Linked DNA regions of Mus musculus: region 2 is linked to region 1. Evidence: chromatin loops called from intact Hi-C (ENCODE). Cell type or tissue: left cerebral cortex. All regions are shown on one strand. Links, peaks and the distances in the headings refer to the core of each region. The heading gives the core; the rest is flanking DNA. Region 1 overlaps Dclk1 (doublecortin-like kinase 1). Region 2 overlaps Dclk1 (doublecortin-like kinase 1).

Region 1 (8,335 bases), core at 99-8,098:
CTCACAGAGGAGGCAATAGATGGTTGTGCAGAAATGGGGGAAAGGATGAGGTTGGCTAAACATGGGAGTCACACATATGCCACACCTGAATTTTTCAAGAAATCAACAACATGTCCTATCGTTAAGAGTTCTTGCTCTGCCGGGCGGTGATGGCACATGCCTTTAATCCCAGCACTTGGGAGGCAAAGACAGGCAGATTTCTGAGTTTGAGGCCAGCCTGGTCTATAGAGTGAGTTCCAGGACAGTCAGGGCTACCTGTCTCAAAAAAAAAAAAAAAAAAAGAGTTCTTGCTCTAAGTAATAGCAGAGCCAACTGCTTGCTCTAAGTAATAGCAGAGCCAACTGCATTGGAATCCTGACTTTTTCAGATTTTAGAAATAAATAACTCAATGTATGTATCAAAGGTGGCTTGTCCCTAACAATGTGCTCTAAACCACTGGCCATGGCCAGCCCATTGGTAATCCTGCAATATCACGGACACATGTTTGCAGTAATGAGAGAGAAGGATGACTTCAAAGGCTTCACATCACCTAGTGTCAGTTTTACCAAGAAATGAGCTACGGCAGAAGAAGACCTGATGGTTTATGTTTAACGTGATGAAGAGTTGCTGGGAAAGAAAGACTAGAGTGGAGGAATGCAAGAAAGGAAAGCAGAAGGCTGAGCTGAAGCAACAGGACAAGCACCAATGCAAACCATGCCATGGCAGATCCAGGCACAGACAAAGCCGGGCGGGATATCTGGCCATGCCTAAGCATCAGAGCAGGAGTTAGGGATTGTGCAGAAAGCTTCCAGGACATCTGCCGTTCTCTTCCACTGGTTGGAGCTAATAAAACCCTCAGGAAATACTCATCAAGGTCAACAGGAGTGGGCTGATTGGTCTGTTTCCTGCAGGAGACTGAAAGTCAACCATGTTCTAACCTTTCCCAGACATTACTCATCCTGGGCTATACTAATCCTGTCTGAAAATATTCTGTACAGAAATACACACGTTTTTTGCTTCTTACTTTATCTAATAGTTGGCTGTCTTGGATATATATCACTACTTCTAGTTTCCAGTCCCACAACATGCATTTGTCCTATTTTTCAAAAGAGGTGGGGGTAATGCTGATTTTAAATCAAGGGTTCTCAACCAGGGGTGATTTTTGCTTCCAAAAGAAAACTGACAAGTAGTTCTGGAGAAAAGCCTCTTTATACAGTTACACAGAGGGTTTGGGAGTTTTGCATTCCCCATATCACAAAACAAGTATTTAAATGGACACCAAACTTAATGCAACATTCATCAAATGACTAAACCAAAAGCAAATTTTAAAAGAAACCAATTAGAGTTGGATAATTTTTAACACAATGAAATTAAGAATTCAAGGTGAAGCCGGGCAGTGGTGGCTCACGCCCTTAATCCCAGCACTCAGGAGGCAGAGGCAGACAGATCTCTGTGAGTTCTAGGCCAGACTGATCTACAGAATAAGTTTCAGAATAGCCAACCCTACACAGAGAAACCCTTTCTTGAAAAAAGAAAAGAAAGGAAAAGAATTCAAGGTGATTTAAATACATTTTCTCCTAAGTTGCCCTTTTCCTTATACACTGCTAAATATCATCTCGTACCACGAAGGCTAGAAGCTATGGAAGTCTTAAGGACACTATCTTCTTGCTTGGTGCATTACCGAATCAGATTGTGGAAACATTATAAAATATAATGAAACAGGAAATGTATCCAAAGTTACATTTTTTAAAGAAATAAATAAGCTGCTAGGTCTTGTAGAAGAAGACCACCTACAGCTCAAAGGAAAAGGAGCAGTTACGGTGGGTCTGAAATGCACTTTAATAGTTTCACTTTAAAAGGCATGCCTCATGCAGCCTGTGAGTCTGGTACTCAGCTTCTTGAACACAACCCTCCCTGCATCACTTGCCCAGGAAGTCCTTACCGTGCTATACAAAGAGCAGCATCAGCCATTCCCGTGCTCTGCATTCTTATCCTTACTTGAAGCTGACTTCACTATCATTTTTAACTTAGTCTATTCGATGCATTGCCAGAGGGCTGCAGGCTTAGAAGTGACTAGAATACTACCTACAGTCATGTGTGAGTGTGTGTGAGTGTTTGTGAGTATGTGTGTGTATAGTTGTATGTGTGAGTCTCTGTGCATGAATATATTTATGTGAGTGTATGTGTGTGAATGCATGTGTGAATTTGTGTGAGTATGAGTGCCTGAGTGTGAGTGTATATGTGTAAGTGTGTGTGTGAGAAAGTATGTGTGTATGAGTGTACTATAAGTCTGAGTGCATGAATGTGTGTGTGTGTGAGCGTGTATAAGTGTGTGAGTGTATAATGTGTATGAGTGTTAATGTGTGAGGTTTTATGAGGGTGTGTATGTGAGTGTATATTTGAGTGTATGAGGGAATATGTGTGGGTATGTGTATGCATGTGTGAATGTGTTTGTGAGTAGGTATTAGTGTATGAGTAAGTGTGTATGTGTGTGAGTTTGTGTGTGTGAGAGTGCATGAGTGTGTTTGTGTGAGTGTGTGTGCAAGTGTGTTTAAGTGTGTTAGTGTTAGTGTGTGAATATGTGTGAGTGCATGAGTGTGTATGTGTGTCTGTGTGTGTGTGTGTGTGTGTGTGTGTGTGTGTGAGCACAGCTTCCAACAGGGAAGAGATGGCTGTGAAAGGCCAGAGAGGGAACTGGTGAGCAAGGCGAGCCTGCTCTGAACAGCATCCCACACAAGGTTGTTCCACCCAAACAGGGAAACATCTGCACGGTACCAGTGCTGTACAGTCAAAACCCCACGCCATGGCGGAGGGCCCACTTGCAGACCCTCTTAGTGGCTCACTTTAACAGATGAGGACTGTCTAACATGGAACCCTGCAGCCCACCCCATACACCACCTTGCCCACCTCAGGCTCTTTGTGCTAAGAAGCCTGCTTTCCTTCTATTCTGATGTAAAACATGAACACTTTCACCAACCCACCAAAACCTCACTGAGGTCCATGAATAAGGGCCAGAGGACACCTGAGTGACTGTGCATTTTGACAGGAGCAAGGCCAGGTGAGGACTCTAAAACCAATTAGCCTATGGGAAATGGGCAAAGTCACTATCTCCATGGGTCCCTGACTCAGAAGGGATGGCAAAGCTTTCCTGGGGAGTCTAAGTGTTTGTGCACTAGCATTGATTGGCATGTGCAGAGAGCAGCAAAGGCAGCTTCCTGCTCCCAGGTGTTTACAGCCTGAGTGTGCTCTTCTACAGAGGCCTCCCACCAAGACTAGCTAAGCCCTCCTGCTGTGCTGCCCTGCTGTGTGGTATGTAAGGAACTCTGAGGTTCAACATTGCTTGCTGCTGGAGACTAGAGAATGAGACCCCCAGCTTCACCTTATGTTTCTCTCTGTGTCTGTAGTTTCTGCCCACCATCACAGCCCCTAGCTGGGGCCCCCAGACCCAAGCCCCTCCATACCTGGCACATGACATTCACAGAATGCTCTAAGAGTGGCTACTTTCATTTGAGAGATGGTAAAACATGGGCATAATCCCAACAGCACGGAGGCTGGAACAGGGCGATTCCCAGTTTGAGGCTAGCTTGGATTATGTTCTAAGACTGACTTGAAAAATGAAAAGTGTCCGGGAGGAAGAGAGAGAATGAAGAAGGGAGGAAGAGAGAGTCAGGGAGAAAGGAGAAGTCCTGTCTTGAATTAGACACATCTCTGAGCAAGATGAGCACCAGGTTCCAAAGCCCTGTTCTATCTTTCACTCCCTCCCTGTTCCCTGAGGCCCAAGGGAGTATATGAGAAGCAGATGGTTGTCCTTAGAAAAAGGCAGCAGCTGCCTCAGAAACCCACTCCGGATGCGTCAAAGCCATGGTTACAAGGAGCGGGCTCTCTTTACACAAGCTCTTTCTTCCAATATCTTTTATGCATAAGAATCTGAAATCTCAGTTGAATTTTCCAGCTACCTGTTTGGTGTCAGTGTATCCACCATTACAAACTGTTCAGGAGGAAGGTAGTCAGGAGGTGTGAAGAGTCTAGTTATTATTAGACCATAAGAAAGTGTTCTGTTGACGGAGGAAAATGCCAAGCCATTAACGGAACACAACAGTGTCCTCTCACTGCCTCTGGAGTTCATTTCTGATCAGAGGCTTTGATTCCCACATCAGGACCGTAAAGGGCTAGAAAGTCCTCTGCTTCGGTTCACTAACAATTCCATGTCATAACTGCCCCTGCATTGAGGGCTCTATAATAACAGTTCCATCTTTTAGTTTAAGGCTTTGCCAGGTCCCTTGTCAGTTCAGCCTTAGTTCTCAGTCTGAGAGACCAAGTACTAGCTAAAATATCAATGCTGGGGTAGAAAGGACAGACTGCTGGTGCCTCTGTCTTCATTAGCTGCTGCCTAATGCCCATACAATAAATGGACTGACAATCGCTAGCCCAGATGATGAAGAGTAAAATTTAAATGGTCATAATAAAACATTTGTTGAGTGAACTGTCTACTGATGTCCATGCAACCACCAAAACATGAAGACTTGATATATATATTTGGACCAGTGTTTTCCAAGAACCAATGTGTCAAGGTTTGGGTCCCAGGGTAGCACTCTGGTGAGCCATATAACCTTTAGGTGCAGGGCTGGCAGGAAGTCCTTACCTCAGTGGACACTCCTCTAAGGTGTTTCACGAGAGCCCAGATCTTCATTGCCTCCCTATTGCAGAGTGGTTGGTGATATCAGTGTTTGTTTGGCTGTACATCCTGCCTTATGAGTTATACATTATTGGAAACCCCAAAACAGCAGGACACTTGACCGTGCAGTAGATATTCCAGAATTATGAGCCAATTAAAACCCCACTTTTCTCCTCAGGTGCTGCCTTGGGTACTTCATTACAGTAACAGGAAACTGGCTAATGCAATGCTCTAAGCCTTAAGAGGAAGATTCAGTAGGATCAAACATGGAGTCAGTCATAGGAAGAACACAGTGGTGTGGTTGGTAGTCCTGTAGTCTGTAGTGCATAGTGGTAGGGAGTAAATGACCATGGAAAGCCTGAGACAATGAGCTTCCCATTGAGATCGTTTTAGATAGGCTTTCTTCCAATAGAACAACAACTTAGAGGGGAGACATGATGCACCATCTGTCTGGGAGAGCCCCATCTCTCCCTAGTGGCAGTCCTGGAAGACAGTTCTCGACTACACTGTGGTTTTCTATTAAACACGGAATTAAACAAATCTCATCAGCAGAGAGATTGCTCTGTGATCTTTCATTATTTTTGTAACACAGTCAAAATGGGCCGGAAAATAATAGAAATGGATGAAACAGAGATTTCTCTTTCTCAGACAACTGGTTTCATCGAAGGGAAAATAAACTAAATGCATTTGTTTTCTGGCTAAATAGGATTAGGGCAAAGAGACACTTGGGATTAGAGTATACGAGAGGATAAGTCAGATAGTTCCTGAGGCATTCAAGAACAGATGCAGAAATGTCAGGAAACATTTTTGAAAGTGGGCCTGACAGAAGGAAAGGGCAAGGAGGGCCGGATCTGAGAATCACCAGGCAGACAGTAGCTAGAGATGCTTTCTGCCTGTTGCTTATCCGCAGACCATTAATGATGCTGGGTTAGGGAACTGGACCACAGGGACAGCCAGAGTGTGTTTTATTTTTCAAATGATGACTGTACATCACTGGACACCTAGGGCTCAAACCTTGAAGGCCATTTCCAAAAATGTTTATTCACAGTATGTTGAAAAGGAATGACTAAAAAGAAGAGACAAGACACAAAATTGAAGGTTGTTTTTTAAGGCCTCCTTCGAGAATTCCTAAGCAGACAGCACAGGCACAGAAAGAACAGCAGTCTAAGGGTGGGGGCTAAAAGCCCAGATCTGGAAATAGTTCATCTATTTTGAGATTTGTCCTGAAGAGCTGTACTTTACAAGCAGTTAATTACACCTGTGGTGGCTGCAGTCATGTTACCCATTATACATGCCCCCACTAACACTCTACCAGAAGGAGGCCCACAAAGGATTAGTACAGAATATTAAAAAGGAGGAGGGAAAAACATGTGGCTAAAAGCTAACATGAGAAGAATAAGCTAGTACAAATTTGTCCTCACTAACACTGGTGACAGGCACCTGTCTTAGTCAGAGTTCCTATTCCTGCACAAAACATCATGACAAAGAAGCAAGTTGGGGAGGGAAGGGTTTATTCAGCTTACACTTCCTCACTGCTGTTCATCACCACAGGAAGTCAGGACTGGAACTCAAGCAGGTCAGGAAGCAGGAGCTGATGCAGAGGCCATGGAAGGAAGTTCCTTACTGGCTTGCTTCTCCTGCTTTCTCAGCCTGCTCTCTTATAGAACCCAAGACTACCAGCCCAGGGATGGCACCACCCACAATGGGCCCTCCGTCCTTGATCACTAATTGAGAAAAAATGCCTTACAGCTGGATCTCATGGCGGCATTTCCTCAAGGGAGGCTCCTTTCTCTGTGATAACTCCAACCTGTGTCAAGTTGACACATAAAACCAGCCAGTACAGGCACCCAATTTAGTTTTTAAGTATTCCCAGGATAGACTTATATTCTCCCACCAAAAATAACAACATTAATATCCCATTAAAAAAAAACAGTCTTAATTTAAATCAAGTTGATACTGAAAAGAAACAGCATACTCATAAGTATTCAGAGATTGTAATCTAACATCTTTAACTGAGAACAATTTCCAATTTCTACTTTACTATCAACAATAACTTACCAGAAAGTGATATTTTCTGTAAGAAACCACTTTTAACCTTAGTTACAAGTATTCATGTGTTTATGCACACAGGGGAAAGGCCGAGAGTATGCCATGCATTCAAGAGCAGAGGAAAACCTGTTGGAACTGGTTCTTGCCTTCTACCTTTTGGGTCCCAGAGACCAAAGTCAGGCCAGCAGGATTGGCAGCAAGCACCATTACCTGCTGAGTCATCTCACCAGCTCTAAATACCCACCTCTAAAAAAAACCACCATGCAATCAAAGCCTCAAATAGCATATGTAAATTACTTTAACAAACCAGCATTTACCAAGCCAAAATAAGAGCAAACTATTAGCCAAACATGCCATCAGTCAGTAAACCCACTGAAATCCAAGTGCTTGTGTCCCCAAACCTTTTTTCTCTGCTTCGAACTAATTTATTTATACAATTAAACATCTAGAACACGCTATGAAGATGTTAAATAATTTTGATGTTTTTAAAAGAATTATTTATGTTATGTTTGAACTTCAAGTATACATATGTTCCAGATGTGTCTGCAGTTCCCACAGAGGCCAGGAGATGGTGTCAGGTCCCCTGGAACTGGAGTTCCATGTGCCTGTGAACTGTGTGATGCTCTACTAAGTTAGAGAAATCAAGATGGAAATGACCAAGTCTCTCTTGAATCCATTAACTGTGACACATTGATACTTGGCTCCATTTCCAAGCAATAACTATATCCGCAATGTGTAAGAGACATTAGATGTCATTGCTGGAATGTATCCACACACTGGGTGTACTTCATCATTTTAAAGATGTATTGCTTGAAACTGCACCCATTGCGAGACTTGAAGCCAGGAATGTGGTCCCTCTTAATGAAAAAACATATGAGAAGAAAAAGCCAAGTGTCTCACACTTATCAGAAACTCAGATGAGGAGACAGACAGACGGACAGACAGGTGGGAATGCTGAGACACAAACTGGTCATGGCCCCTCTCTAACCTGCCAAGCAAAGCATGGACCTTTGGTCTTGATCAAGAGTGTGGGGCAGGCTTTGGCAATGCTAGCTGAGCAAACACTAGGACCTGAGTTGGAGCCCAGCCTTCACATAAAAATAAAGAAATAAATACCTTTACTAATGCCCGATGTGGTGGTGGTACAGACCTGTTACCCCGGAGTTGGGAGTTTAGGGGGAGACAGGAGGACCCCTGGGCCTCACTGGCCAGCCAGCAGCAGAATCATTAAGACGGGGGTCCCAATGAATCCTATCTCGAAAAACAAGTAAGCTGGCTCCTGAGGAACAACTACCAAGGTTGACCTCTGGCCTCCTGCACACACGTGAACACACACACACATCTGCACACATACACACACATATAAGATGTTAAAATTTAAAATAAAAAACAAGTCTGAGGTATTAAAAGGCAGGAAACTATGCTTCATGGATCAGAATCCTTTCTGAATGAATAGGACCTTTGTCAAGATCTAGAATTTTCTGTTGGAAACTCATGAATATACACAGGAGGCTAATTTTTTTCTTCCTGGTTTTATGTCTAGGCTCAGCATCCAAAGGCAAAGAAATCAAAGATCATCTAAATTAATATTTCTGTCACATGTTAAGTATCAAGTGTATATAAATTCTCCCC
Region 2 (8,335 bases), core at 135-8,134, 76 kb before region 1:
ATGGCTTTCATTCCATTTAGTGTTAGCGGAGCTCTCTCTCAGCCAAGTCTCACTTACATTTTTGTAAACAGCATTTCCACAGTTAAAAATATTTACTTTAAGGATTTCAGTTTATCCATTGTTCTGTCCAAGCACACCAGAAAACCCTGCTCCTGGAGGGCCACCACCATCATCACGAACACAAAGCAATCTCATTAACAGCCATGAGAACAGTCAAGAGGCCACATTGTGCTGGCTAGTTTTATGTCAAACTGACATAAGCTAGAGTCATTTGGAAAGAGGGAACCTCAACTGAGAAGATGCCTCCACCAGACTGGCCTGTGGGCAAGCCTTGGAGGTATTTTGTTAATTAGTGATTGATGTGGGAGAATCCAACCCATGTGGACAGTGCTACCCCTACCTAGCCTGGTGGTTCTGGGGTACATAAGAAACCAGGCCGAGAGACACAGGGGTAGCAAGCCAGTAAGCAGTGATCCTCTATGGCCTCTGCTTGACTTCCAGCCCTGACTTCCCTGCATGATATAAGGGGAAATAAATCCTCCCCCTCCCTAACTTGCTTTTGGTCATGGTGTTTTAGCACAGTGATAGAAATCCTAACTAACAGAGAAATGGGTGCCAGGTCGTGTGTTTGGGTAGGATTGCAGTGTCATTGCAACTTTGGACTAGGAAAGCCATTGAGTGAGCCTCCTCACGGGAGCTTGGAAGACAGTGCCCAGAGCAGGTTCAGACGGTGGAGGCCTGGCTTGTGAAGTTTCAGAGGGACTGAGAGTCCATCTAAGACCATGTGATATTTTGAATTTGGAGACCTTACACTGAAACCTTTGCTTTGCTGGACAGTTGACACTGGGTGCACGCACACCAGGACACCTCTTCCAAGAGAAGAAGGGTCTGAAAACTCCTGGGGACCAACCCACACTGAATCCCTCTAACCACACATGGTCACTCTCGCTCCCCTTCTTCTCCTTCATAGCTCAACACATTCTTGCCAATATTTCCATCTTGCCATCTGGGGCCCATAAAAAGCAAAACTGGACTCTGTCATATTTACTTTTATTCAAAGATCGCTCAGATATTTGAATGCTCTGAATAATTGTTCAAGCATAAGCGCCAATAAAGAAAATGAAGGCCCTTCTACATTCTGCCTTCAGGTTCAAGTCTCCCCTCTAGGCATGTCCATACCTAATTTGTTGCTCCCAGAAGAAAAATATTGACATGATGTTGACGTGGCTACGGTTCACGATCACTTGTCAATACCAGGAGCTAGAAAAGAGAAGCAAGACTTCTCTCCAAGGCTCTGGAGGATGTGAGCCCTTATCGTCACCCCAGCATTGGGCTTCTGGGACCCACGACTGAACACAAATATATCTCTGCTGTTTCCAGCCAAGTGGGTGGCACTTTGCCATGGCAGTCATGGGAATACAGGCAGCAGGCTCTTCAGGGTGAGGCATTTCCTCCTCGGGAGCCCTCCCTACTGTAGGGCCAGCACACGCCCCTCCCAACACACACTCAGGTGTCAAACAAGCCATCTTCTATGACTTTAATGTGTGATGTGTACTCCCAAGCTCCTACATGCGTAAGTTGAGTCCTCAGCCCACTTTATAAGAGATAAAGCTTTGGGGGAGGGTATTATATAGAAGGCCCCTCATGAATGAGCTGGTGCCCTTGTGAAGAAAGCTCCAGACAGAAGCATTTTTTTGGCACGTGAGGGTACACCATGAAGGTGCCACGCCCTCCACCAGCTATCCAGAAGTGCCCTCACTGGACACGGAGTCTGCCATCATCTTGACCAGTCATGGGCTCTGCACCTTTGTTGTTGTTGAACCGCCCAACTCCTGGAACACGGGTTTCCTTCTAACATGTTGTTTTGACTAAGGCTCGAGGTGTTGGCTCTAGTTACCTTTCTCTCTCCTTTAACAACCATGATTTTTGAGCTTTTTTTGTTTGATATCTAGGCCACTCCACTTTCCCAGGACAATCCTAGATTTCCTCAGACAGCAGTCACGCTGGTGCATACCCGCAGATTAAAAGGGTATATTCTCTTGCTTTGAAGCTATTTTTGTGAATGATAAGAATTCCCTAACCACTGGGCAGTGATGGTGCACACCTTTAATCCTAGCACTTGGGAGGCAGAGACAGGTGGATTTCTGAGTTCGAGGCCAGCCTGGTCTACAAAGTGAGTTCCAGGACAGCCAGGGCTATACAGAGAAACTCTGTCTCAAAAAAAAAAAAAAAATCCCTAACAATCAGATTTCTAATATTTTGCCCAAAAGAATTAAAGTTAATTCCACACATATTTTTAAGATCTAAATTTTATTTTATTTTGACTAACATGTATTAATCTAACACACTGCTGGGATTTTCATGACTTTCCCTGACTTTTCTGAAATTCAGGCTGAGGGAGAGTTGGTGGTGTGGGGAAGCAGAAGGCACAGCCCCAGTTCAGGGTCCTCGATGTTAGTCACAGAGATGGTCTACACATTGGACAGTAGGAGAGGAGGAACTCGGACAGCCTGAGACCAGCTAAGGGCAGAGGAGCAGCATTGAAGGGACATGGCTTCTGAGTAAGAAAGACAAGCTGCACGCAGTCAGGCAGCACACATGCTAAGTAAGAGCAGATTCCCACGACTACACTAAACTCAGCCTGAAATGCCTCACAGGTCATAGGTCAGACCACCAAGCAGAGTTGACCAATGGACTGCCTGTCTGATTCCCAGAGCCCTTCTTATGACTCCCATCAGGGCACAAAAGGATGGCTGTGCTCAATGGAACGGAGAAAGGAGGATTAAAAGAAAACGTGTCCATCTGATGCTCAGGGCAGTTCCTGGAGGATGAGAAGGTATCTGACCGAGGAGCCAGACTGGAGGCAATGCCTGGGACCCAAAGGCTGCCAAGAGCACCCTGGGGAAATTTCATTCCTGGTTCTGGGGTCCACTTGGCGCAATGATAAGAAGCATGCGGCAAACTCCCATGCTGCCCACTAGTGAGAGTCCTTCACAGAAAAGCTGACTTCTGCCTGATTAAGCTCTTCCCACCTGCCCCGGGGCGTCTCCTTTTCCAACTGCAGACTTAAAATCCTCTGCTATGAGCAGTGACCCCTGACTCTGAGATCCACCTCTTTCCACTCCACAGCGTTTCCATCCATTGCTGTCCCCGTGGCTCCCATAGGCACACCTCAAACTGATTCTCACCGGTACATGTCTAATGACACCTCTCGCCACAGCCCGGCCCTATTCTCCTTCTGACCGCCCTCTCCTCATCTCATCTAGTCTCCAAACCACTTCTGGCAAATTCTTTCCTCTTGTAGGTTCTCAATTAGCCAAATCAACCAACCTGACATGTGATACTGATGGCCTACTAAGTGCTCAGCTGTGTGAGCATTCATGTATGAGGAGGGGAAGAGAGAGGGAACCAGACACAGATAGATGGTGTTCAACAAAGTTTACTCATCTGTGTACAAATGAAGAATTAATAGACACTAGATCGGAAGTGGTATCGGAGATGGGAAGCGTGGGTGGTAAGCAGCAGACACTCAGCCCTTCTCACAAATATGGAGACTGGAGGCACAGAAGATCGCTGGCGTCTCCTGAAGTAACAGTGCATCGACCATGAGAAAGACCCTCCCATGCCTTCAACTGCTCTGAGGTTGGAAGCGAGCCACTGCTGGGCACAGCAATAGTAACACTTGCAGGCGACTCAGGTGGGCAGGGCTGAGATGCTCATCAGTAGAGACCCTGTGCGCTAAGAGGCAAAGCCTCAGAAGTGACCTGGAGGTTTAAGCCTCATGGACTCCGGATTTAGGGAAATAAACCGGAAATATTCAACGGCCCTCACCAGATCTTATAAAATGGCCAAAATAGCATGCTGTAGTTTGGATATGCATGCACTCAAGTTGTGTCAGCCATTCCTCAGTAGACCTTCAGAAACCAAGCACAGAGCCATGAACATCACAAATCCTGTGTGTGTGTGTGTGACGCTCCTCAGAGAGCAGCCGACACCATGATCGGTTCACAGCCTTCATATCTGAGCCTCTTTACTGGGAGTGGTAAGAGGGACAGGCGTGCCAACCACCTGGTGCTTGCCCCAAACAAGGTAGACTCAACCGCCTTTTGTCCTCAGACTCCTCTGATCAGTTCTGACAACATAAGCTCTGACTGGTCTGACCCCACTGGGTGTCCTTACTAGGACTGTTCAAGGAGACTGAGGACAAGGAATGACTAGGGCTGGAATATTCCGGATCAGTGGTATCAGCTTGAATCACAGAGACTAGGGGTACAATAAATAAGTACAGGAATACACTGCCATTCTCAAGGAAGAGATCCAACTTCAGATATCACCCCAGAGGTGTACCAGTGGCAGAAGGACATTTAATTTTTTCCCACAAGTGGATTCAAGGTGGGAAGAGGCAGTCCCGTAGCCGTGCTTGGTGAGAGGATGGCCCTGTTCTCCATCAGGAGCTGTCAACTGACACCCCAAGCACAAAACCATGTTCAGATGTGTAGATTACAGGAACCAGGATGGCCATTTGTCCCTCAAAGGAGGCCTTAATGGCTCGTTACTACAATTATCATAAATTGGCATCAATTTCGAACCTGTCAGTGAATTTCCATGATTTATGTTGTCCTTTTCCATATAACAAGTAAGCCCATGTGTGTCGTGGTTTGAATATGCTTGTCCCAGGGAGTGAGTGGCACTATTAGGAGGTGTGGCCTTGTTGGAAAAAAGTGTGTCACTGTGGGGGTGGGCTTTGAGTCCCTTCTCCTAGCTGTTTGAGTCTCTCCTAGTTCCCTTCGGAACAAGATGTAGAAGTCTCAGCTCCTCCTGCACCATGCCTGCCTAGACGCTGCCATGCTCCCACCTTGATGATAATGGACTGAACCTGTGAACCTGTAAGCCAGCCCCAATTAAATGTTCATAGCAATGGAAACCCTAGCTAAAACAATGTGTGATGATTTTATTATGCGCTGGTTTTCATTATTAATCCTTAATATTAGATTATAACTAAGGGGGAAAGCTACATAGTAGAATGCTTTCCCACTTTAATAACAAAATAGAAAATGTAGATGCTTGAAGAAACAACATGTAATACCACAATTGTCCACAGAGTGGCAGAAGAACTCCAGAAAAGTCAAGCTAGACTTGCAGCAATTATGCTGAATTCTACACACACACACACACACACACACACACACACACACCACCTTTTATAAGCTCCACTTCATAAAGAAATACTGCGAAATGACACTTGTTAGCAGAATCATGTGGGTATTCTAAAGCGTTATAAAATAAGCTTAAATCTTGACAATTTAAAATCTAACCAGAGTAAGAACTCCCCATGTGCAGAGTCCAGAGACTTTGAAGCCCCACCCATGCCTCCTCTGGTTCTCGGGTCCTCAGAAAAGCTCTCTTCTTAAGTGAAATCCATATGTGTTGTTTTAAAGACAAGGAACATGAGCCCTCCAGAGTTTAATCATTAGCCAACCTGTCCCCAATCTTTCGCAGGGCTCTGCTTAACAATGAAGCCTGGCAAATGGGTGTTCAAAATGTCAGACCATGGCGGAGGCAGGGGCCAATGGCTGCAAAGTGATGCCAAATGCCTTCCCTAACAACCATAAAGTGATGGATGACAGAGCCCTGACACAGAGACCTCAGCCAGCCCATCCCGTTCAGGGGGTCAGGGTCAGGACAGACAGAAAGCAAACACACAGAAAGGTTGAGAGGCAAAGAGCATCTATAAGGCATGGTCCTCAGATCTGTGCTGCTCATCTGAGGCCCTGTCTCGCCCTGCTTCCAACTCCAGTGCCAAAGGACTGACTCACTGCAATGTCAGCCCAAAAGGATACTTCTTTCTTTGAAAAAGATGCTGAGTCGGCTCCATGTCAAGTGGTGTTGATTCATGGGGAACAAACCCCGGTGGCCGCAGGCCAGCCCTGGTCATTTACCTCATTCAAGTCTGGGAAGCTGGAGCGTAGCAAGCCTTTTCAGTGTGTTACCACGCGGTAAGTGCTCAAAGTGATCTTTGTCTCTGCAGAGGGGACCGCATGCAGGCCGCTGGGTCCCTCTCGCAGTAAATATGAAGGATTCTCTGCACAGCAGTGGCGTCAGGCCTGCTGGATCCCAGCACACTGGCCCCTCTTTAACCTCAAGTAAAGAATGTTCCAACGTAAAGTCTGCCATCAGAGACATAATAGAATCTCCTAGTCTGGGGTCTGCTGGAAAAACCGTTTATTTTTATAGTGTGGTAAAAGACTCAGCACATAAAAGCTACCATCATGAATATTTTTATTACTTACGTATTTATACAACTACCACCACTGTATCTCTTGAACACTTCTTCATCTTTTGAAACTGAAACTAGCTTTCAACTTCCTCCTCATTCTTTCCCTCCTCTGACCTTAGCAGACACAGGCCACCTTCTCTCTCTGTGACTTTGACTGCTTCAGGCATCTCATAACCGATCATACAGTATTGGTCTTGTCCTCCTATAATATCCTCACGATTCATTCATTTGTAACCTGTGATGAAATTTCATTTTTTTTTTATCTTATTACTATCTTCTTGTTGGTAAGCTTTCATTGTTTGGGACAGCTTTCGTTTGCAGCAACCTTGAGCAGAAGTTGCAGTTCCAACCTCGCTACACATACACAGCCTCGCCTCCTAGCGACACTTCCAGCAGAGCAGTGTGTTTGCTACACATGAAGAATCCACACAGACGCGTCATTACCACATGCTGTCACGTGATCCATGGCTTCCACCAGGTTCTCTTTCAGCACTGCATATTCTGTGGCTCTGCATAAGCGTAGGGCGTGCACCCACTGTTAGAGTGTAATGCAGTTCACTGCCTCAAGAAAGTGTCTGTGTATCTTTTATTGGTAAATATTTATTTTTATTTTACTCATAGGCTTGCTTGCCTGTACGGATCTAAGTGTACCGTATGTCTGCAGTGCTCATGGATGCCAGAAGACAGAGTCAGATATCCGGAAACTAGAGCTCTGCATGGACCAAGAACAGCCAAACATAGGCTGCATCTCCTGGGCATTTCACAGTTCTTTACAAGCAGAGTTCAGATGAAGGATTTGCACTCAAGAGGAAACTAGGGGCTGTAAACGACAGCATTGGCTCCAGCCATCTGGCTTACTCGATCTCCTCTACTATCCAACATCCTTGGGCCTTGAGTTTATAAAATGTCACCAATCACCACCATTAGGACAAGCTACTCCGTGAGAAAACTCCATGTGCGATGACTGGGTGTCACTAGTGCCAGGCCGGAACCAGGGAGCCAACACCGTTCGTAACTAGTGACTACAGAACCATCTTGGGAGGTTCCCTTTGTCCATGGCCCTTGGAGAGGTGCCTGACTTTTAGCTCAGAAACATCTTTAGTCATCAAAGAGTCTGACAAAGAACAGCATAGACCGAACCGGGCTGGCGTCCTCTCATGGCCTCTGAAAGACGTTGGCAGCCGAAACTGGGCCACCGTTTAGTCATCCCCTCAGACCAGACGGCATGGTTGTGAGCCGGCTCTGGGTGGTCTTCATCCTGGGTCCGAGCTGAACAGAGCCTGGGGGATAATCAACAGCCTCACATGACCTAAGACCTCGGCATCTCGAGGTGGATGGGAGACACTCTGTCTCTCCTCCAGCCGCAACGCTGAGGAGGACGAGGGGGTGGCACAGTATTACCCTAGAATTCCAGAAAATTAGGAAGTCCAACCACCTCTGCTTTCCAAATCCTTTTTCTTTGTCATCTGTGTTCTGCCACCAGAAGCCTTTCGAGTCCCAGGGGGGGATATCTGGCAGAGAGGAGGGGGTTTTGTTGTGTGCCTTTCTCGTTTCTATTCATAGTTCTTTTCTTCTATTTTCTAGAATTATCCTGACCCAGCTCTCCTCCCTCCCTAGACTTCTCTAACATTCAAGCTTTGCCTTCCTCTCCTACCTCCCCCATTCCCTGTCCCTTTGGTTTTTACAGCTGCAAGCTACCCTAACACACCACACCACACACACACACACACACACACACACACACACACACACACACACACACACAGAGGCAAACACACACACCCCAGAACCCAGAAGGCCTCCTGTGGCAGCACCCTGCTCCCAGAAGCACCATAATCCTGTCTCTGCAGTGCCTCTCGTCACCATGGAAACAAGCATTCACAGGCACTACAGACAGACACAGCCATTACTGGCTGGTACCTGTCAACCCACATGTGAGTGTGTGTGCTTAAAATAGAAACTCTGCAAATAAAAACAGCAATTAGGGAGACCTGCGCATCTTTGTGCATATGCAGCGCGCGGCTGACAGTGGCTTCCCTTTCCCTTCATCCCGCTCCA

What was found. Hi-C counts contacts between places; a loop is a spot of excess contacts. Peaks named below come from ENCODE experiments on the same cell type or tissue, not always from the same donor. Only the 100,000 strongest peaks of a DNase experiment are listed, where the experiment ranks them.
Region 2: it touches region 1 in a loop (3.0-fold over the local background); 4 of 42 quality-filtered maps call a loop at or near these places.

Annotation. Positions count from the first base shown.
Region 1 is chr3:55,275,581-55,283,915 of GRCm38, reverse strand. The region is part of intron 3 of Dclk1 (doublecortin-like kinase 1); the gene reads right to left. Among named protein-coding and RNA genes, the nearest start is that of Gm25132, 26 kb to the left of the region's middle. In left cerebral cortex, for the core only: a CTCF peak has its summit at 7,268 (motif pointing right); DNase peaks (open chromatin) are centred at 3,789, 5,778 and 6,954; H3K27ac peaks cover 4,985 bases.
Region 2 is chr3:55,351,745-55,360,079 of GRCm38, reverse strand. All of the region lies in intron 3 of Dclk1 (doublecortin-like kinase 1), which reads right to left. Among named protein-coding and RNA genes, the nearest start is that of Gm9831, 47 kb to the left of the region's middle. In left cerebral cortex, for the core only: CTCF peaks have their summits at 5,084 and 6,662; DNase peaks (open chromatin) are centred at 5,118, 5,906, 6,701 and 7,359; H3K27ac peaks cover 2,670 bases.